Linked DNA regions of Homo sapiens: region 2 is linked to region 1. Evidence: chromatin loops called from intact Hi-C (ENCODE). Cell type or tissue: CD4-positive, alpha-beta T cell. All regions are shown on one strand. Links, peaks and the distances in the headings refer to the core of each region. The heading gives the core; the rest is flanking DNA. Region 1 holds the start of TMEM35B (transmembrane protein 35B). Region 2 has its middle 22 kb from the start of SFPQ.

Region 1 (11,052 bases), core at 3,675-8,674:
AGGATCCTCGGGGCTCCAGGCTCTACTTTCAGGGGCTTCAAAATTTTCAAGCAAGATGGGCACAGTGGCTAATGCCTGTAACCCCAGCACTTTGGGAGGCCAAGGCAGGTGGATCACCTGAGGTCAGAAGTTCGAGACCAGCCTGGCCAACATGGTGAAACCCCATCTCAAAAAAAAAAAAATTCCAATCAGAGGGGAAATGCTGGGAAAGCAGAGCAGATTTCATCACCCCAGACAGGTCATCCCATCTACCCTCAGATTGAAGAGAGCTGGGGTGCCATGCCTGTCCATTTTCAGCTTTGGCAGCTGGTGCAGTGAAAAGTTTGAGTTCTGGAATCAATTAGGACTTAGTTCTAGTTCCAGGTCTGATATATAGGCACTCAAGCTTTCCAAATGCATTTTCTCATCTGTAAAACAAATCAATATTTAATAATGACTAGCATTTACTGAACATTTACTATGTGCCAGGCTATGAAATAGTTACTATCATTATCCATAGTTTTCAAATAAGCTAGTAAGTGACAGAAACCATTGTCTACCCCCTCTTCTTCCTTGCTGACCAGTGTGGGTAAATCTTAGTCTAAGTCCATCATGGGAATTCCATTCTCCTGCCAGTCATTAGTCTAGGAATGGAAATGGGACATAGCTCTGCCCAGTGAGATCCATGCGAAAATCTAGGGTCTTCTTTTTTTTTTTTTTTTTTTTTTTTTTTTTGAGACGGAGTCTCGCTCTGTCGCCCAGGCCGGACTGCGGACTGCAGTGGCGCAATCTCGGCTCACTGCAAGCTCCGCTTCCCGGGTTCACGCCATTCTCCTGCCTCAGCCTCCCGAGTAGCTGGGACTACAGGCGCCCGCCACAGCGCCCGGCTAATTTTTTGTATTTTTAGTAGAGACGGGGTTTCACCTTGTTAGCCAGGATGGTCTCGATCTCCTGACCTCATGATCCACCCGCCTCGGCCTCCCAAAGTGCTGGGATTACAGGCGTGAGCCACCGCGCCCAGCCAAATCTAGGGTCTTCTAAGGCACCCTTCCTCTCTTTTCACCTTTCAATATTATAGCAAATGCACTGTCTGGAGCTGCTGCAGCTATTTCGCAATTCTGAGGGCAATAGCCAATACACTGAAAGCAGCAGAGCAGAAAGTTTAAAGAATGTTGATTCTTGATGCCATCATTAGGCAAACTGACCAACATTGAAACTGAAGTGGTTATCTCTGGACCTCTTACATGAGAGAAAAGGTTTCCTTATTGTTTTGACACTACCATTTATTTAGTGTAATCTATCTATCCTTACTATAGGCAGACTACACCACTATGCTTTCAGACTCAGAAGAAAAAAATCCAACTGAGAGTGTCACCTTGCCTGAGGTTCACACTAGTCAGAATGGGAATTAGCATTTTGTAGTGAACATGAAATGGAGTAATAGAGACTTCTTTTCCACCCTCAAAGCAATCTGTAGGCTGATAGCTAGAATATTTGCATAAATAAGTGAACTGTTTCTCACTATAGTCCCTCATGGGAGGTACATCACTTCCCAAAAGCCCACAGCCCTGCCAACCTAAGATAAAGATGGTGGTGACATAATAGCAGGTGCCCTAACGTGTTGTCCACTTTTCCCCTGAGAACTGTCACACATATGCACCCTTCCTACCCCCAAGGACCTCTGGGATTCCTCCCAGGCTTTGGGCCCTGCTGTACCATTCAGCATTTCATGGAGTTGGCTGTCCCTCATCTCCACGTAGGTGTCAAGGAGCACTGGACTGGGTGCCACAGATCACCACCAGAGCTTGATTTCAGGTCCTGTCAAATGACTCAATGCCTACCTGTTAGCTCTGCACATCTAATATGTCAGAGAAAAAAAGGAGTGGGAGGGAATCTCTAATATGTCTCAAAGGGCATAGGCAGAAGCAAGTACTTAAGCTCTGCATACAGAACCTGTACGTTTTAAATATGTATTAAAAACCTTAAAAACATGCATGTGTTTTGAACCAGCACCCTCACTTCTAGGGGAAGAAAATAAGTATGCAAAAGTGATTTACTGTGAGGCTTACGAGAGCAAAAAATTGAGAATAACCCAAATGTTCCTCATGGGGGATTAAATACATTATAGTACATCCTTGCAATGGAATACTATGCAGCCATTAACAGCAATGAGGCAAAAGAGACATGAAACAGTGTTATAGTTTATAAGGTTTTAAAAGGAGGAAATAAAATAGGATATATGGTTTTATTTTCATTTAAAAAAAATATATATCTGTTTAAAGGCACAGAAAAAAGTTCAGAGGTATACTTACACCAAGGCATTAAAAGTGGTTATTTGGGGCATCAGAATTTTGGTTGATTTAAATTTCTTTTCTGCTTATTTTGTATTTTCATATGACATGAGGAATGTTAATATGCATAACATGTACTCCTCACAAAAGAGTAGTAAAGCTAAAAAGAGAAAGCAGTGCCAGGTAGACAAAATGTCTCTTTCAACACTGGCTGACCCTGGATATTATACTGGTAACAAGATGATAGACTCTGTGTTCTACCATGTTCCTGCTGTGACAGCTGCATGGCATAAAGAGACAGAGATGCTCTACTTCCAGGATTCCTTGAATGTACTTAGAGTCTTCTTCCTAGTGGGTCTGACCACCTTCTTAGTCTGGGCTAAGAGCTGGCCGACATTCAGCAGCAGCAGGAACCCCAGGCAGACAATGGCTGGGATACAGGTGCTTAGTGACTCTTTCAGAGCTGCCAAGGTGAAGATAGCCCCTGGAATGGAAAGTGAGGTCCCTGAGGCTCCTTGGAAGAACCCAGGAGATCCAGGAGCTCAGGGCTCTCTAGTTTAGGCTGACCCACTCCAGCCCAAGCCCTCCCATTAAACACCCCCACCACTCCTAACGCACATTCCCAAAACTAGCGGCATTCATCTCTAGCCTCCTGGAGAAAGCAGGACCAGGAAATTAGAAGCCTCTTGAACAACAGCAGCAGTGGCAACAGTTGCCCCTCTCAGAGGACAAGAAAGAAACGGGAATGACCCAGCCAAATAGGGCAGTGGCTAGAGTGGATAGATTTTAGAAAAAAAAATCTCCCTGATCCTTCTCCTTTCCTTTTTTTTTTTTTTTTTTGAGGCAGAGGCTTGCTCTGTCACCCAGGCTGGAGTGCAATGGCGTGATCTCCTGCCAGCCTTCTGAGTAGCTGGGCTACTGGGTTCTGGGTACTGGCTTCAAGCGATTCTCCTGCCTCAGCCTCCTGAGTAGCTGGGATTACAGGCGCGCACCACCACGCCCGGCTAATGTTTGTATTTTTAGTAGAGACGGGGTTTCATCATGTTGGTCAGGCTGGTCTTGAACTCCTGACCTTGTGATCCGCCCGCCTCGGCCTCCCAAAGTGCTGGGATTACAGGCATGAGCCACCGTGTCTGGCCCCTTCTCCTTTCTTAATCCTACATCTACTAAGATTAAGATGGAGGGAAGGACTAGCCCAGGGGCTGTTGGTTGGAGGTATGGGAAAGATCTGAAAATGGGAGAAGCTCCAGAGATGGAAGCAAGCCTGGTAGCAGTGGCAGCAATGGTAACAGATGCCAGGGCATATAGAAGAGCCTGAAGATATCTGGCCTTTGAAGCAACAGCTGTCTTTGTACATCAGCAGTTCCTGTGGGCAGAGCTACTTGAGGGGGACTCCCTAGGGAAATTCTCTGCCTTCCTGTTCAAGGTTCTCCAGCTTCCCTGCTCTCTACACCAATCTGCCAGACACATGCATCAAATGGCAGCTGCTCCTCCATCCCCTCATCCTAGGAGTGGATGTGTGGAGGAAGGAGCAGAGGCGCTGAGCTTGCAATATATCTTCACAAGGCAATACTATGCAGCCATTAGAATTGAGGAGGTAGAAGGTACACTTAACATGTGATAATGTTCTAGCACATTAAGTTTAAAAAGTACCTGTGCTAGGCCGGGCATAGTGGCTCAAGCCTGTAATCCTAGCACTTTGGGAGGCCAAGGCGGGCAGATCACGAGTTCAGGAGATCGAGACCATCCTGGCTAACATGGTGAAACCCTGTCTCTACTAAAAATACAAAAAAATCAGTCGGGCGCTGTGGCAGGCGCCTGTAGTCCCAGCTACTCGGGAGGCTGAGGCAGGAGAATGGTGTGAACCCAGGAGGCGGAGGTTGCAGTGAGCAGAGATAGTGCCACTGCAGTCCAGCCTGGGCGAAAGAGCGAGACTCCATCTCAAAAAAAAAAAAAAAAAAAAAAAAAAATACCTGTGCTAGTTTGAAGACCATGGAAACTGTGGTAGAGCAGAAAGTGCTCTTGATCCCAGAGAAAAAAGAAGGGTGGCAACAGTAAGGGGGAACAGCCAGGTCTTTCCATAATCCTCCCCCAGAAGACCCCATTTTCTCAGGCCAGTTGGCCCCCTTACCCATCATGAGCAGAATCAAGAACAAGTTACTGATCTCTTGCAGCATCGGTGGGCCCATGACCAGCAGCAACCCAGCCAGCAGTTCCAGAAAGCCCACAGCTATTTGGTAGTTCAGGGGATCTGGCTGGTAGCCAAATACCTTCAGCGGGAACACCTCAGCAAACTGCACGAACAGGGCATTCTAGGGGTGGCAAGGAATGCCTGTTAGCCTCATTGTTCAACAAGGATGAGCTCCCCAGATGCTCCATGGCATATCTATGCCTGTGCCCTCAACTTCCCAGAGAAAAGAACTACTACTCTAGGTCAGGTCCAGGGCTGAGGTCAGCCTGAAGAGGAGAGGGCTGCCCTGTGGCGCTGAGCTTTGGAATCAGGAAACAGGCTCCATGCTCCAAGTGGTACAGAGATTGATCTTCTCACTAGACCTCTCAAGAGATTACAACCCAGCCCCAAATCCCAGGAGGAGGGGGCTGGGCTTGGCTCCCTAGTGCCAAGGCCTGGGGAATTCCACAGTTTCCTTCTTTGTGTCTGGCCTGGTTTCTCTTAAGGCTGCTGTACAGGGAATATTTGGAGGTGAGGCAGAGTTAGGTGGGCTCAAAGTGACTCTTCTTGTCAAGGCAGGCCCTCCCCTGAGCCAAATGACAACTTCATCCTTACTTTCGGGGATACTTTTTCCTGTTCCCACTCCTCAGCTCTACCTCCCCTCCTCAGCTCTGCTGGGAAGCAGCTCTAAGCTGTCTGTCTCTGGGGATTTATCCAGGCCTTGGAGAGAGATGCCAGCAGAGGTCTACAAGTCTGGCTCTTTTGAGGGACTGGGGAGATTGGTGAACAGGATATGAAAGCTTTCCCATGAGTCTGGAACTAGACAGAAGGCTGAAAGACGACTTCAGGGCATCCCTCTCAGGCTTCCGAGAGAGGCTTCCCTCTCTGGGTTCCGAGTTAGGAGTGTCTAGCTTGTGTCCTGCTTCCTGACTAGATGTGCAATCTTTAGCAGATATACTTGCCCTTCAGGGCGGGCTTCCTTCCCTGCAAAGCCAGGATTACTACACCCCAACCCCACGAACCTCCCAAAAACTGAAGCAAACGGCGAAAAGAGGGAAGAGAGCGGGAAGTGAGCTCATTTTCCCACCGCATCATCCTCCCCCAGGGTCCGGGGGGGTGGGAGGGACCTCCTAAGGCTCTAGATTTGCCTGGGGCCACCAATATTCTGCAGGAAGGGGAGGTTCTGTCCCCTTCCGTCTAGGGAAGATCCAGAGAACTCGAGGAACTCCCCAGGCAGGACCTGCGCCTCAGTCGAAAGCCAGGCGCTTTCCCCCAGCTCCAGCTGAGCCTCGGAAGCCCGAAGGCGGCCTGCCGGGCCGGGGGCGAGGAGCGGCAGGGCGGAGCACACGCCGCCGCGGGCCCGATCCCCTGCCGCCCGCCCGCGCCGCTCACCATCCGCTCCGAAACTGGAGCCGAGATCTCCTCCGAGAGCTTGGCCAACCCCACGAGCGCGAAGAAGCCGCCCAGCAGTACACGCAGCACCGAAAGCAGGAGCGCCATGGCCGCGCTCCCCCCACCGTGGGTTGGCCCCGCCGAAAACCCGCCCCTGCCGCCGGCTCATTTCCTCCCTCCCCGGGGCAGCCGGAAGACTCTCGCCTGAGCTACCGTCCCCCACCCTCCAGGGGGTCGCGAGGCTGCAGTACTGGGGCAGGGCGCCCCCATCTTACAGGTGGGGACACTTGAGGACCACTGGCTGGTAACTGACTAAACAGGCACCTTTGGATTCAGGGAGTGTTTCCCAGCCAATACGGAGTGCTGGCAGACACGGGTGGGTGTCTGGGTGCGGTTCAGCTACCATCAAAAGACCCCGGGCTTCGTTCCTGCCTGTGCCACACTAGCTGTGGGATCTGAGCTGTCACCCACCCCAAAGGGCCTCAGTATCTGCATCTGTATATGGGGATAACTCAGTTCTCCAGAGTTTGTAACAGGCCTAGCACAGTGCCTGCACATGTAAGAGCTCAGAAAGTTATTTGTAAATTAGTAAATTAATTTATAAAATTGTAATAAATCAATAACCATTAATTATTAAATAAGTCTCTTTGCCTGAGATATCTTTTCCCTCTAATTTATCTCGGCTGACAATGAAATGTGAAAGGTGTTTGAAAATTCAGATACTTGCATGGATAGAGAGGCTTTCACTGAACCAAGCCCTACAGTCCACTCCTGGCCCATTTGCTCTTACCTGGAAATCTGTCTAAAGCTGGGATGGGCAAACCATGGGCCAAATTTGGCCAGATGTCTGATTTTTTTCCATGCTTCTCCCCTTCCCCCAAGCTAATAATGTTTGTTTACATTTTTTATGATAAAAACATTTTTTAAAGAAGCTTGTGTGACATAGGAAAATTATATGAAATTCATATTTCAGTGTTCATGAATAAGTTTTATTTAAAAACAGCCACACTTATCTGCATATTGTCTATGGCTGCTTTTGCACTGCAACTGCAGAATTGAGTAGTTGTGACAGTATGGCCTGCAAAGCTGAAAATATTTACTATCTGGCTCTTTATTTAAAAAGTTTGCTAAGCCCTGGTATATTGGGCCAGAAAGGCCCCAAGCAGGGGTCTCAAATCCCCCTGCTGCTTCCATTTATAGTTACCCAAGCTGCTTAGATCTATCTTTTTCCAGCTGGGCACGTTGGCTCACACTTGTAATCCCAGCACTTTGGGAGGCCGAGGCAGGTGGATCACTTGAGGTCAGGAGATAGAGACCAGCCTGACCAATATGGTGAAACCCCGTCTCTACTAAAAAAAATACAATAGACGGGCATGGTGGCACATGCCTGTAACCCCAGCTACTTGGAAGGCTGAGGCAGGAGAATTGTTTGAACCTAGGAGGCAGAGGTTCCAGTGAGCCAAGATCACGCCATTGCACTCCAGCCTGGGCAACAAGAGCAAAACTCCATCTCAAAAAAAAGATCTATCTTTTCCACCTACTCACAACCTTGCAGGGGTAAGTAGCTGGTTGGCTAGAAGACTGAAATGTTCCACTTGCTTCTAAAGGCCAAGCTGTTTCAACATCCAGGTTGTGCTGTTACATTATAAACTGGGCTTCTCATTACCTGCAGTCTTTGTCACTAGTCCAAATTTAATGAAATAACTAAATTTTCTACCCTAGATTATAATTATACATAATTATTTATAACAATCATAATTATTAAATTCCTCAACAAAAAGGGAAAAATTATTAAAACATTTAATCACTGAAAACACAAATCCACATTAGGAAATTATCTTTTAGGATACTTATACAAAACTTAACACAGGATTATTGACTTCACTGTTAAGCAATGTGCATATTGCTACTCTTTCTCCTTCACTAATTTTTCTATCCTTGGAATTAAAGATGTGACTGCAAGTCTTAGGGCAGGGCCAGAACCCAACAGATTTTTTTGTTTTGACTCAGTCAAAGCTGAAAAGGCAGCATCACATAAATAAACAGTTGAAAAGGGTAATAAAAATTTCATTGCCCTTTCATGGAGTTCTGGGTAACTTGTCTTTGCATTTATCCAAAACTGAGTTACAGACACTGATTTAAATAGTGCTTGTAATCCTAAATCTGAAGATAGCTCTGTTAGCTTTTCTTCTTCGAAGTCGGTGAGATTATTATTTTGGTGATTCATAAAAGGGTGAATTATCCACAAATTTCCTGAACGCAAGTCTTGTTCTGGTGGAAAACAGTCACTGAACACTTGAGAAAGTCCTTCCAGGTGCTCAAAAATAATCCTTGTGATGTCTGTCATATTTAAGCCTGATGAATTTGAGAATTCAGAAAATGAAGGGAACATGTCATAATCATTCTCTTGTGTGCGCTTCAACCACATTTTTAACTTTCTCTTAAATACATCAATTTTATTACACAAATTGAAGAAAGTAGTCAAAGTTCCTTGGAGACTTAAATTTAATTCATTTATAAGTGAAAATATATCTGATAAGTAGGCCAGCTTTCCAACCCATTCCTCATCATGAAAATACTTGGCCAAATCTGAATGCTTTTGACTTAAAAATATTTCAATCTCATGTCGTAATTCAAATAATCTTTTTAACATTCTCCCTCTTGATATCCAACGTACTTCAGCATGAAGCGGTAAACTCACATGCTCAGATCCCATCTCTTCACACAAAATTGTTAACATACGTGAATTTAATGCATTGCTCTTTATAAAACTTAAAATTTGTGCTGACTGCAAAAGAATTTTATGTAAACATGGAGACAACTTTTCTGCCACTAAACGTTCACGGTGAATAAAACAATGTGTAAATGCCGCTGTATTCATGGCAACTTCTTGAATTTTTGCTTTTAAACCAGAATACCTGCCAGTCATGCTTGCAGCCCCATCGGTACAGAGACCAACACAATGTTTCCAATTCAGAGATTTACTATCAATATATTTATTTATTAGTTCAAATATTTCAAAGCCAGTTATTTGAGTAGGCATTTCAATGCAAAATAATAATTCTTCTTTTACATCACGACAATCATAATCAATGAAACGAATATAGCACAAAAGAAGTGTGATATTTGAGATTTCTGATGACTCATCTATCTGAAGGGCAAACCACTTTGACTCTCTGACCTTTTGAATCAGCTGGTCTTCAATGTCTGCAGATAGTTCATCAATCCTGTGTTGAATTGTAACATTAGAAAGTGGAATAGTTTTCATTTTGTCTCCAGCACTTGAACCCAAAACTTCTGAACACATTTCTACTAAATATGGTTTAATTAATTCTTCAGCAATGGAGAATGGCTTCTTGCTTGCAGCAGTTTGGAAAGCAATTAAATAAGAAGCTTTCACAAGTGACTTTTCAACTAGTAAACACTTTTTTAAAGAACTATTTTGACATTCCATTTCTAAAGATTTTTGTTCAAAAAAATCTACTGGTTTGTTTTCTAATTCTGAATGTTTTGTCTTCAAATGATGAGAAAGATTTGCTGGCTTCATGTTTTCACTGGATAAGATCTCTCCACAAATGACACACTGTGGCCTTGGTGAACTTTCTTTTGATCCAGGACAGATAATAAAACCAACTTTTAAATATTCTGTATCATAAGTCTGGAAAAAACCTAATCTTTTTTTCTTTGAAGGTGGAGAATCAAGTTCTGCATCATTTTTTTCATTAGGCATAGGTAAATCTGAATGAAATATTTGAATCACTGTTATTTTCAAGAACAAATAAGCAATGTTCTTTATGTATCTCCCCACATATTTAAAATTCATATTTTGTTACTATTTCTATTTATCAAAAGAATGCACTGGTAAAAGTTTAAGCACAAGTCATAATACTTCCAATGATGCTACTGAAAACTGAATTTCTCCTTTGCCCAAAGCTTGATCACTAGGTATAATAAAACTGTAGGATGTGGTACATGTACAAGTAATCCCAAGCACCCAATAGGTTATTGAAATTAGGGCTGAAGACCATGATACACATCAAATTAACAATAAACTTTTTGGCTGAGCAGGGTGGCTCACACCTATAATCCCAGTGCTTTGGGACACCAAGGTGGGTGGGTCACTTGAGCCCTGGAGTTAGAGACCAGCCCGGGCAACATGGCGAAACTCCATCTCTACATTAAAAAAAAAAAAAGAAGAAGAAAAAAAATTGGCTGGATGCAATGGCACACACCTATAGTCCCAGCTACTTGGGTAGCTAAAGCAAGAGGATTGCCTGAGCCCAGGAGGTTGAGCCTGCAGAGAGCCATGATCACACCACTGCACTCTTGAGACTACGTCTCAAAAAAAAACAAAAAGAATAAATTTTTTATTGGTGAGTGACACTGGTGTCAAAAAATTTTTTTAAAGAAAAAGAAAAAAAAGGCCAGGCATGGGGCTCACACCTGTAATCCCAGCACTTTGGGAGGCCAAGGCGGGCAGATCACCTGAGGTCAGGAGTTCGAGACCAGCCAGGCCAACGTGGTGAAACCCCGTCTCTACTAAAAACACAAAATTAGCCAGGCATGGTGGTACATGCCTATAATCTCAGCTACTTGAGAGGCTGAGGCAGGAGAATCGCTTGAACCCGGGAGGCGGAGGTTGCAATGTGCCGAGATCATGTCATTGCACTCCGGCCTGGGAGACAAGAGTGAAACTCCATCTCAAAAAAAAGAAAGAAAAGGAAGAAAAAGAGACAGAAAAATAATGTTTTACTTTCAAACAATCCAGAAAAAAAAAGAAAATAAATATTGCAAAAAGTTAACATTTCATTAATCTGGATGAAGAGTATACTAGTATTGACTGTACTGTATATTCAACCTTTCTGAATTTTGATACTCAGTGTCAGTGAGGTTGTAGAGAAATGGATCCTCCTGAACACTGCTGGTTGGAGCATACATTGATGTAACTTTTCAGGAGGGCAATTTAGGCAACAGGTATCAAAATACTTAAGAATAGATGATAGGCCGGCGCGGTGGCTCACGCTTGTAATCCCAGCACTTTGGGAGGCTGAGGCGGGCACATCATGAGGTCACGAGTTTGAGACCAGCGTTGCCAACACTGTGAAATCCCGTCTCTACTAAAAATACAAAAGAAAATTAGCTGGGCATGGTGGCAGGTGCCTGTAATCCCAGCTACTCAGGAGGCTGAGGTAGGAGAATCGCTTGAACCTGGCAGGTGGA
Region 2 (11,052 bases), core at 4,354-9,353, 190 kb after region 1:
GATCACGCCATTGCACTCCAGCCTGGCAACAAAGCGAGATTCCATCTCAAAAAAAAAAAAAAAAGGAAAACAGTATGGAGATTTAAAAAAAAAAAATCCAAACTAAAAATAGAATTATCATATGATCCAGAAATCCCACTTCTGGGTATTAATGCAAAAGACTTGAAATCAGTTTGTTAAAGGGATATCTGCACTCCTGTGTTCATTGCAGCACTATTTGCAGTAGCCAAGTTATGGATTCAAGCTCTGCCCATCAACAGATGAATGGATTAAAAAAATTATAGTGCATATACATAATGGAATACTATTCAACCTTTAAAAAAAGGGAAATTCTGGGCCAGGCACAGTGGCTCATGCCTGTAATCCCAGCACTTTGGGAGGCCGAGGTGGGTGGATCACGAAGTCAGGAGATCAAGACCATCCTGGCTAACACAGTTAAAACCCTGTCTCTACTAAAAATACAAAAAATTAGCCAGGCGTGGTGGTGGGCACCTGTAGTTCCAGAGACTCGGGAAGCTGAGGCAGGAGAATGGTGTGAACCTGAGAGGTGGATGTTGCAGTGAGCTGAGATCGCACCACTGCACTCCAGCCTGGGTGACAGAGTGAGACTCCATCTCAAAAAAAAAAAAAAAAGAAAAAAAGAAAATTCTGGGCCAGGCGCGGTGGCTTACTCCTGTAATCCTAGTGCTTTGGGAGGCCGAGGTGGGTGGATTGCCTGAGCTCAGGAGTTTGAGACCAGCCTGGGCAACACAGTGAAACCCTGTTTCTACTAAAATACAAAAAATTAGCCGGGCATGGTGGTGTGCGCCTGTAGTCCCAGCTACTCGGGAGGCTTAGACAGGAGAATGGCTTGAACCTGTGAGGTGGAGGTTGCAGTGAACCAAGATCACACCACTGCTCTCCAGCCTGGATGACAGAGCAAGACTCTGTCTCCAAGAAAGAAAAAGGAAATTGTGGCTGGGTGCAGTGGCTCGTGCCTATAATTCCAACGCTTTGGGAGGCCAAAGTGGGCAGATCACTTAAGGTCAGGACTTTGAGACCAGCCTGGGCAACATGGTGAAACCCCGTCTTTACTAAAAGTACAAAAATTAGGCCAGGCGCGGTGGCTCACGCCTGTAATCCCAGCACTTTGGGTGGCCGAGGCAGGCGGATCACAAGGTCAGGAGATTGAGACCATCCTGGCTAACACGGTGAAACCCTATGTCTACTAAAAATACAAAAAAAATTAGCTGGACATGGTGGCAGGCGCCTGTAGTCCCAGCTACTTGGGAGGCTGAGGCAGGAGAATGGCGTGAACTTGGGAGGCAGAACTTGCAGTGAGCCAAGATCGCGTACCACTGCACTCCAGCCTGGGAGACACAGCGAGACTCCATCTCAAAAAAAAAAAAAAGGTACAAAAATTAGCCAGGCATGGTGGTGCACGCCTGTAATCCCAGCTATTCAGAGGCTAAGGCAGGAGAATCGCTTGAACCCAGGAGGCAGAAGTTTCAGAGGGCGAAGATCACGCCGCTGCACTCCAGCCTGGGCGACAGAGTGAGAGTGTATCTCAAACAAAAAAAAAGAAAAAGAAAAAAAAGAGAGAAAGAAATTCTGACATTTGTGACGACATTGATGGAATTGGAGAACATTATGCTCAGTGAAATAAGTCAGGCCCAGAAAGACAAATACCACATGTTCTCATTTATATGTGGAATTTAAAAACTGAACTTATAGAAGCAGAGAGTAGAACAGTAGTGACAGAAGCTGGAGGATGGGGGAAATGGGGAGGTGATGGTCAAAGGGTATACAATTTCTTCGGTTTTTTGTTTGTTTCTTTCTTTCTTTTTGAGAGAGAGTCTTGCTCTGTCATCCAGGCTGGAGTGCAGTGGCACGATCTTGGCTCACTGCAATCTCTACCTCACAGGTTCAAGTGATTCTCCTGCCTCAGCCTCCCTAGTAGCTGGGACTACAGGCATTATACAGGCATGCACCACCACACCCAGCTAATTTTTTTGTGTGTTTGTACTTTTAGCAGAGATGGGATTTCACCATGTTGGCCAGGCTGGTCTTGAACTCGTGACCTCAAGTGATCCACCCACCTCAGCTTCCCAAAGTGCTGGGATTACAGGCATGAGCCACTGTGCCTGGCCCAAAGGGTATACAATTTCAAACAGAGAGAATGTTTTCTCTTTTTATGCGTTCTATTGCACAGCCTGGTGAATATAGTTAATAATAGAGTGTTGAAAATTTCAAAATTGCTAAGTAAATTTCAAGTGTTCTTGCCACAAAAAAATGTTTAGTATTTGAGGTGACGGATATGTTAACTAGCTTGATTTAATTATTTCACATTGCATTCATAAATTGTAACAGCATTTTGTACCCTATAAATGTTTTCCCCACACGACACCCTCTTCACAGAACTCATAAGTCTATACAATTATAAGTTGTCAATTTACAATTTAAAAAAAGAAAAAAGTTGGCATTTGCTATAACAAAAGTACCCTAGAAAATAATATATATATAAAAGTTGGCTTTTGCCAGTCTGACAAATGAAGGGTGAAGCTGCAGCAATATGTAGAGAGGCAAAGAGGAAGAAAACCCAAGATACACTCAGGGAAATAGAGAGTTTGGGCCGGGCGCGGTGGCTCACGCCTATAATCCCAGCACTTTGGGAGGCTGAGGTGGGCGGAACACCAGGTCAGGAGTTTGAAACCAGGCTGGCCAATATGGTGACACCCCGTTTTACTAAAAATACAAAAATTAGCTAGATGTGGTGGCCCATGCCTATAGTCCAAGCTACTCGGGAGGCTGATGCAAAAGAATCTCTTGAACCTGGGAGGCGGAGGTTACAGTGAGCCGAGATCACACCACTGCACTCCAGCCTGGGTGACAGAGCGAGACTCTGTCTCAAAAAAAAGAGAGAGTTTGGTTTACATAGAGCATAGTTTTAATGGCATAATGCAAGATGAACTAAAGAAAGAACCAGATTTGTGTGACCTGATAAGGAGTTTGAACTTTGTTGTACAAGAGAAAGTGATTCCAAGCTGAAGAGAAATGATCAGGTGAGTGTTTTAGGAAGGAAACTATGTCATGAGCAAAAGGTGCAGGAGTGAAGGCAGCTATGGAATCAATCCAAGTGTCCATTGATGGATGAACAGATAAAGAAAATGTAAGATACATACACAGTGGAGTATTATTCAGCCTTTAAAAGAAGGAAATTCTGTCATCTTTGATAACATAGATGAACTTGGAGGACATTACCTGGGCGAAATAAGCTAGGCACAGAAATACAAATGTCTCATGATCTCATTCATATGTGGAATCTAAAAAAGTCAAACTCATAGAAGCAGAGAGTATAATGGTGGTTACCAGGGGATGGAGGGTGAGAAGGAAGATTGGGGAGACAACAAAATTTCAGTTAAGAGGAATACATTCAAGAGTTCTACTATTGTACACCATGGTGACTACAGTTGATAACAATGTATTGCATACTTGCAGATTGCTAAGAGGATGAATGTTAATTGTTCTCATACAAATAAATGATAAGTATGTGAGGTGATGCATATGCTAATTAGCTCAATTTGCCATTCCACAATGTATACATATTTCAAAACATCATGTTGTATGCTATAAATATATATAATTTTTATTTGTCAACAGAGAGAGAGAAAAGGCAGGAAGACTGGGATAAGGGATACTGGTAAAGTCCATTGGGGTTATATAAACTGAGACACTGAATTCAAACTGTGCTGGCAGATACAAAAAATGCTGAAGTTAAAGACTTTTAAGAAATATAAAAGGAGGCCGCCTGCGGTGGCTCACACCTGTACTTCCAGCACTTTGGGAGGCCAAGGCAGGTGGATCACCTGAGGTCAGGAGTTTGAGACCAGCCTGACCAATATGGTGAAACCCTGTCTCTACTAAAATTACAAAAATTAGCCGGGCATGGTGACACACGCCTGTAGTCCCAGCTACTCCGGAGGCTGAGGCAGGAGAATCACTTGAACCTGGGAGGCAGAGGTTGCAGTGAGCCGAGATCGTACCACTGCACTCCAGCCTGGGCGACAGAGCAAGATTCGGTCTCAAAAAAAAAAAAAAAAAAAAGTAAAAGGGCCAGGTGTGGTGGCTCCCACCTGTAATCCCAACACTTTGGGAGGCTGAGGCAGGAGGATAACTTGAGCCCAGGAGTTCGAGACCAGCCTGGGCAGCATAGTGAGGCCCATCTCTACAAAATAAAAAAATTAGCCAGGCATGGTGGTGCATGCCTGTGGGTCCAGCTACTTGGGGGACTAAGGCAGGAAGATCACTTGAGCTGGGGAAGTCGAGGCTGCAGTGAGCTGTGATTGTGCCACTGCACTGCAGCCTGGGCAACAGAGTGAGACCCCTGTCTCAAAAAATAAAAAAAAAGTTTGAAACAGAAAATAAGAAAACAAAATAAACTGGGTGTATATCGTCAGGATCATCTTTAGTTTTTTCCAGTAGTCCTTGTGGTACTACCACCGTTTTGTTAAATTCACCAGCCAAAGGTTTTTATTTTGTCTTAATATTTGATGAAAAGAAACTCCTGGTTCCAAACCAATAGGTAAATGGAGAGTACCTAAGACATAAGATAAAATATTGATAAATTCTCAGATGCAATTCTTCTTCTTCTTTAGGTCTTGCCAAGGGAGAAGTCATCACACAAATGTTTTTTTACTGCTCAGTCCAAAGCCCTCTTCTCAGATACAGACTGGCTTCTTTTGCTCCTCTTTTCTCTTGATGCAAGTCGGCTTTCCAATCCATTGTGATCACTACCACAGAATCTGTCATTCACGTGTCTTTTCCCTCGCCATGCCACAGCCTCAGGGTAGAACCCTGTCCAAAGGCACCTTCCTCACTGTTCTGAAAAACAATCACCAGTCCCTTTTCCTTTAGGAATTGAGACACATCTAATCACTTTAAGGAAAAAGAAAGGATGTAAGTGTTCCAATCATCTCAGCAGAGTTGTCAGACATGTGAGAGAAGTAGCCATCTTGGACTTGGACACCAACAGCCTTCAGAAGACTTCAGACCTGGCCTCCCTCTGACCTGGAGCTGCCTGGCCAAGCCCAGCCAACCCTGAAAACCATAATGAGTTGTTGTCTAAAGCCACTGAGTTTAGGGGTAGTGTGTTAGGAAGCAATAGATAACTGAACTAGAGGTAGTGCTAAGAAACAGACTACAGCACAGCAGAGGGTAAAACCAGTGAGGAAGTGATTTTAATAATCCAGGTGCTCTTGTTCAAGGATTCCCACTGCTCTTCAGATAAAGTTCAAAATACTTAGCATGGCCTACAAGGCCTTTTATGATCTCACCCGTGCCTATAAGACCTTTTTTTTTTTTTAAGATGGAGTCTCACTCTGTTGCCCAGAATGGAGGGCAGTGGCACGATCTTGGCTCACTGTAACCTCCGCCTCCCAGGTTCAAGCAATTCTCCTGCCTCAGCCTCATAAGCAGCTGAAATTACAGGTGTGTGCCACCACGCCTGCTAATTTTTTTGTATTTTTAGTAGAGATGGGGTTTTACCATGTTGGCCAGGCTGGTCTCGAACTCCTGACCTCAGGTGATCTGCGCACCTCAGCCTCCCAAAGTGTTGGGATTACAGGCGTGAGCCACCACGCCCAGCCAAGGCCTCTTCTTACACCACTCCAAGTCTTTTTTCAATAAAGCTTTATTTAAATATAATTCACACATCTAACAGTTGATCCATTTATACAATTCAATGGTTTTCAGTGTATTCACAGATATGTGCATCCATCACCACTCAATTTTAGAATATTTTATTTTATTTTTTTGAGATGGAGTCTCACTCTCTTGCCCAGGCTGGAGTGTAGTGGCTCCATCTTGGCTCACTACAACCTCAACCTCCTGGGTTCAAGTGATTCTCATGCTTCAGCCTCCTAGTAGCTGGGATTATAGGCATGCACCTGGCTAATTTTTGTATTTTTAGTAGAGATGGGGTTTCACCACGTTGGCCAGGCTGGTCTTGAACTCCTGACCTCAGGTGACCCACCCACCTCAGTTTCCCAAAGTGTTGGGATTACAGGCGTGAGCCACTGTGCCTGGCCTAGAATATTTTCATTACCTCAAAAAGAAACCCTGCATCATTCAGCTATGATACACCTATTATTCCCCATCACTCTCTCGGCCACTTCCTCTAATCTACTTTGTCTCTGTAGATTTCCATGTTCTGGCCATTTCATGTGAATACAATATGTGGTCTTTTGTGACTGGCTTCTTTCACTTAGCATGTTTTCAAGCTTTACTCATGCTGTGGCATGTTATCAGTACTTCATTCCTTGTTATGGATTAATAATATTCTTTCGTACAGATATACTACATTTTGCTCATCCATTCATCAGTTGATGGACATTTGCGTTGTTTCTACCTTTTAGTTATTATTATTGAGACAGGGTCTCGCTCTGCCACCTAGGCTGGAATGAGGTGGCACAATCACAGCTCACCACAGCCTCGACTTCCTGGGCTCAGGTGTTCTGGCACAGTGCCACCATGCCTAGCTAATTTTTGTATTTTTTGTAGAGATGGGGTTTCACCATGCTGCCCAGGCTAGCTACTCCCAAACTCTGGGGCTCAAGCAACTCTCCTGCCTTGGCCTCCCAAAGTATTAGGATTACCGATGTGAGCCACCAAACCTGGCGCTTTTGGCTATTATTAATGCTGGTATAAACATCTGCATACAAGTTATTGAGCAAATGTTTTCGTTTCTCTTGGGCATTGGAATTGCTGGGTCACTTGGTGACCCTATGTTTATTTGCCGAATTGCGAGACTGTTTCCCAACATGGCTGCACCAGTTTACATTTCCACCAGTGATGTATGAGGGTTCCCATTTCTGCCCCCCGCCTCCCCCGCCCAAGATGGAGTCTCACTCTGTCACTCAGGCTGGAGTGCAGTGGCACGATCTCAGCTCACTGCAAACTCCACCTCCCAGGTTCAAATGATCCTCCTGCCCCAGCCTCCCAAGCAGCTGGGAGTACAGGCATGCGCCACCACACCTGGCTAATTTTGTATTTTCAGTAGAGTTTTGCCATGTTGGCCAGGCTGGTCTCAAACTCCTGACCTCAAGTGACCCACCCGCCTTGGCCTCCCAAAGTGCTGGTTTTACAAGCGTGAGCTACCAAGCCTGGCCTTGATTCTAGCCTAATGAGTGTAAAGGGTTTTGATTGGATTTCCCTAATGACTAATAATGTCTAGCATCTTTTCAGGAGCTTATTAGCCACTTACTAATCTTCCTTGAGAAATATCTATTCACCTTGCCTTTTTCGAGACGGAGTCTTGCTCTGTCGCCCAGGCTGGAGTGCACAACCTCCACCTCCTGGGTTCAAATGATTCTCCTGTCTCAGCCTCCTGAGTACCTGGGATTACAGGTACCAGCCACCACACCTGGCTAATTTTTTGTATTTTTACTAGAGTCGGGGTTTCACTATGTTAGCCAGGCTGGTCTTGAACTCCTGGCCTCAAGTGATCTGCCTGCCTTGGCCTCTCAAAGTGCTGGGATTACAGGCATCAGTGCCTATGTCTTAAGTGTGTTTACTAAATATTATTTTTTTCATTTTTTTGAGACAGGGTCTTGCTCTGTCACCCAGGCTGGAGTGCAGTGGTGCCATTACAGCTCACTGCAGCCTCAGCCTTCTGGGCTCAAGTGATCCTCCCACCTCAGCCTCCTGAATAGCTGGGAATACAGGCAGGTGCCACCACACCCACCTTATTTTTAAATTTTTTATAGAGTCAGGGTCTTGCCATGCTGTGCAGGATGGTCTTGAATTCCTGGCCTCAAGAGATCCTCCTGCCTCAGCTAGGATTATAGGTATGAGCCACCATGCCCAGCCAGTCCTAAGAATTCTTTATATATTCTACATACAAATCCCTTATCAGCTGCACGATTTGCAAATATTTAGTTTTTGTTCTCATATTTAGGGCTTCAATCCATTTTTTAATTTTTGTATATGGTGTGAGGTGTGGTCTAACTTTTTTTACATGTGGCTACCTAGTTTCCCAGCACCACTTGTTGAAAACACCATTATTTCTCTATCGGATGATTTTGGTACCCTTGTTGAAAATCAGCTGGCCATATGCGTGAGTGTTTATTTCTGGACTCTCAATTCTATTACTCTACATCTATGCTTGTGCTAGTACAACAGCCTTGATTACCATTGCTTTGTAGTAAGTTTTGAAATCAGAAGTGTGAATTCGACTTTGTTCAAGATTTGTTTCCAAGATTGTTTTGGCTATTCTGGGTCTCTTACAATATTCTATGTGAATTTCACAATCAGTTTATCAATTTCAAGAAATTGGCTAGGATTATGCTGAATCTGCAGCCTAGTGAAGTATTACCATGTTAACAATGTTATTATGGAATATTTCCCCAATTATGTGTATTCTTTCCACAATTTCTTTACCTCTGAATCCTTTAGTTATTTCAATAGTGCTGTTTCTTCAAGTCTGTTTAGAACTAAACCTGTTTTAGATACAAAACATTATGTGCCCACTATTTTGTTAAAATGTGGACTTTGCCATGTTTAAGTTCTAGGCTTCTCCACCCTTATTGTTTTAGAACACCTGAGTCAGGTATTGTGTCAAGTACTTAACATACCAACTAATCAACAACTCTGCTATGCAGCAATTCTTGTACTTAATTCTACTTATCATTTGAGGTTAAGTACACTGGCAACAGATGGCCTCTCCTTGGGACTTCCATCCCTTTCAGTACTTAGGCTCTTTCTAATTGTTCCCTATGGACTACATGATCTGCAAGTTAAATTTTCTCCCTGCTATCAAAAAACTGCTAATCAGGCTCTTCTGATTACATGGTATACTAAGGGAAATATCGTTTTTGCCTGTGAACCTTATCACTGGTAGAGACTTGAAAATACCATGTGCTCCTTTTGCATCTTTAGGCACTGCTAAATGTTTTTGCATCACTTTCTATCTCAATGACCCTATGAAAAAGGTGTTTTGCAGATGAGCAAACTACAACTAAACAAACTTACAAGATAACGCAGCCAGGCAAATTGCAGAAATAATGACCTCACATACCCCTAACCACTATAATATACTTTATATTGGTTTTGCCTTGAGAACCACAAGGCTTCAGATCCACAAGAGGGAAAACCAAGTATTAACAGAATTGAGCCAAACAATGACTCCAAGAAGATTCTTGATTTGGGTGTAAGCTGACCTGATTATTTAAAAAACACAGTATGAAAAAAATTGACCAGATCTTGGTCTCATTCCTGGGAGTAACTGTACACAACTTCTCAATACAAATTTCATATTGGCCGGTGCGGTGGCTCACATCTGTAATCCCAGCACTTTGGGAGGGCGAGGCGGGTGGATCACAATGTCAAGAGATCGACACCATCCTGGCTAACATTTTTAGTCTCTACTAAAAATACAAAAAAACTAGCCGGGTGTGCTGGCAGGTGCCTGTAGTCCCAGCTACTCGGGAGGCTGAGGCAGGAGAATGCCATGAACCCGAGGAAGAGCTTGCAGTGAGCCGAGAATGCACCACTGCACTCTAGCCTGGGCGACAGAGCGAGACTCCACCTCAAAAAAAAAAAGAAAAAATATTTCACGGGATGAGTAGATGATGTACCTCAACTCTTTCTTTGTGGCTATTTCAAATAATCTCAAGCAAACCTGAATTTTTTTCTGCTCAATTGAAGCAAAATAATTAACTTCCTGAAATCCTGCAATATTAGTAATGAGGCCCCAAATTAAAGTCCACAGGCAAACACAGCAACACAAATTACCTTTAAGCATGAGCCTCAGATCTCGTCCTGAACCAATGCTTTAGTGAGCGCTTGCTTTGGCAGAACATACTGTAAAACTGGAATGTTTGTGTGAGGCCGGGCGTGGTGGCTCACACCTGTAATCCCAGCACTTTTGGGAGGCCGAGGTGGGCAGTTCACCTGAGGTCAGGAGTTTGAAACCAGCCTGGCCAACGTGGTGAAACCTAGGTGGCATTGAACGTTTTGAGATGGTGCCACCACGCTCCAGTCTGGGCAACAGAGACTCAGTCTCAAAAAATAGTAATAATAATAATTAGTGTGCGAGACTAACAGCTTGGCAAGTTTTAGTATAAGGGCTCCAAGAGTGAAGGGGACAGATAATTTGTGTACAATTTTTACTAACAGCTTTTAAGTCAGTTCCAGATTTTTCCTTACATTTAGATATTCTCAAAAATTACCCATTTCACACTCCATTATCAAATTTTATTTGACTTTGAGAAATTGACAGCCCTTCGTTATTACTCAGACCAATCAAAAACACAGTAGAGTCCTCCCTTGTCTGTGAGGAGATAACATTCCAAGACCCCCCCACAGTGGATGCCCAAAATCACAAATGGTACCAAAGCCTAGCCTAGCCTACATGGCCTTTTTGGATGGCAAATAGCATATACAGCATGTATATGCTGTATCCAACATTCCCATCAGTATTCTGCCCAAGGTGGGAAGGACAGGATGCCTCTCAGAAAAGCACACAATTTAAAAATTAATAACTCTGAGATTGTGGTTAACCATGGTTGCAGATAAGGGGATATTACTATATTGTTATTTGACTATACTTACTTGTGAAGCGATGTGTGACTATCTCATAAACATCATCTTATAATTCGTACATACAGAAGTTGGAAATACAAAATGCTATGTCTGAAATCCAATCAAGATGTAGGTAGTAATTGCTAAATAACATGCTAATTTTAGAAATAAAAATTACAGTGAAGGCAAATATCTAAAATGGACCATAAAAATTGATCAGTAACTGAGACTGAAAGCAGCACTGCCAAGTCACAATAGGATCCTGAATTATACTTAATCTGGTTCTGTGTCTGTAATACAGACCATCTTTTTTTTTTTTTAATGTCACTTTGAATACGTTGAAGTCAGGTAAATTCTAGAAAATAAACGAGTACTAAAAAAACAAAAACAAAACCAAAGGATAATTAGGATAATGCCTTTATTAACGAGAATGAAACGTTCATTCCTCCTTCCACTCCTTCTCGTTGGTTTTCTGGACACAGCTCACCTGATCCT

Evidence for each region. Hi-C counts contacts between places; a loop is a spot of excess contacts. Peaks named below come from ENCODE experiments on the same cell type or tissue, not always from the same donor. Only the 100,000 strongest peaks of a DNase experiment are listed, where the experiment ranks them.
Region 2: it touches region 1 in a loop (2.2-fold over the local background); 3 of 110 quality-filtered maps call a loop at or near these places.

Annotation. Positions count from the first base shown.
Region 1 is chr1:34,979,366-34,990,417 of GRCh38, forward strand. TMEM35B (transmembrane protein 35B) reads right to left here and starts at 5,982. Exons shown (of 3, transcript NM_001195156.2): 1 at 5,833-5,982; 2 at 4,402-4,582; 3 at 2,015-2,754. The coding sequence starts at 5,940. The coding sequence ends at 2,579. ZMYM6 (zinc finger MYM-type containing 6) reads right to left here. Exons shown (of 16, transcript NM_007167.4): 16 at 6,800-9,570. The coding sequence ends at 7,739. RefSeq lists silencers at 5,541-5,610, 5,671-5,960. In CD4-positive, alpha-beta T cell, for the core only: a CTCF peak has its summit at 6,115; a DNase peak (open chromatin) is centred at 5,946; H3K4me3 peaks cover 2,291 bases; H3K27ac peaks cover 2,654 bases.
Region 2 is chr1:35,165,422-35,176,473 of GRCh38, forward strand. It overlaps a transcript of SFPQ not described here. Among named protein-coding and RNA genes, the nearest start is that of SFPQ, 22 kb to the right of the region's middle. In CD4-positive, alpha-beta T cell, for the core only: no CTCF peak of the experiment used is centred there; a DNase peak (open chromatin) is centred at 6,496.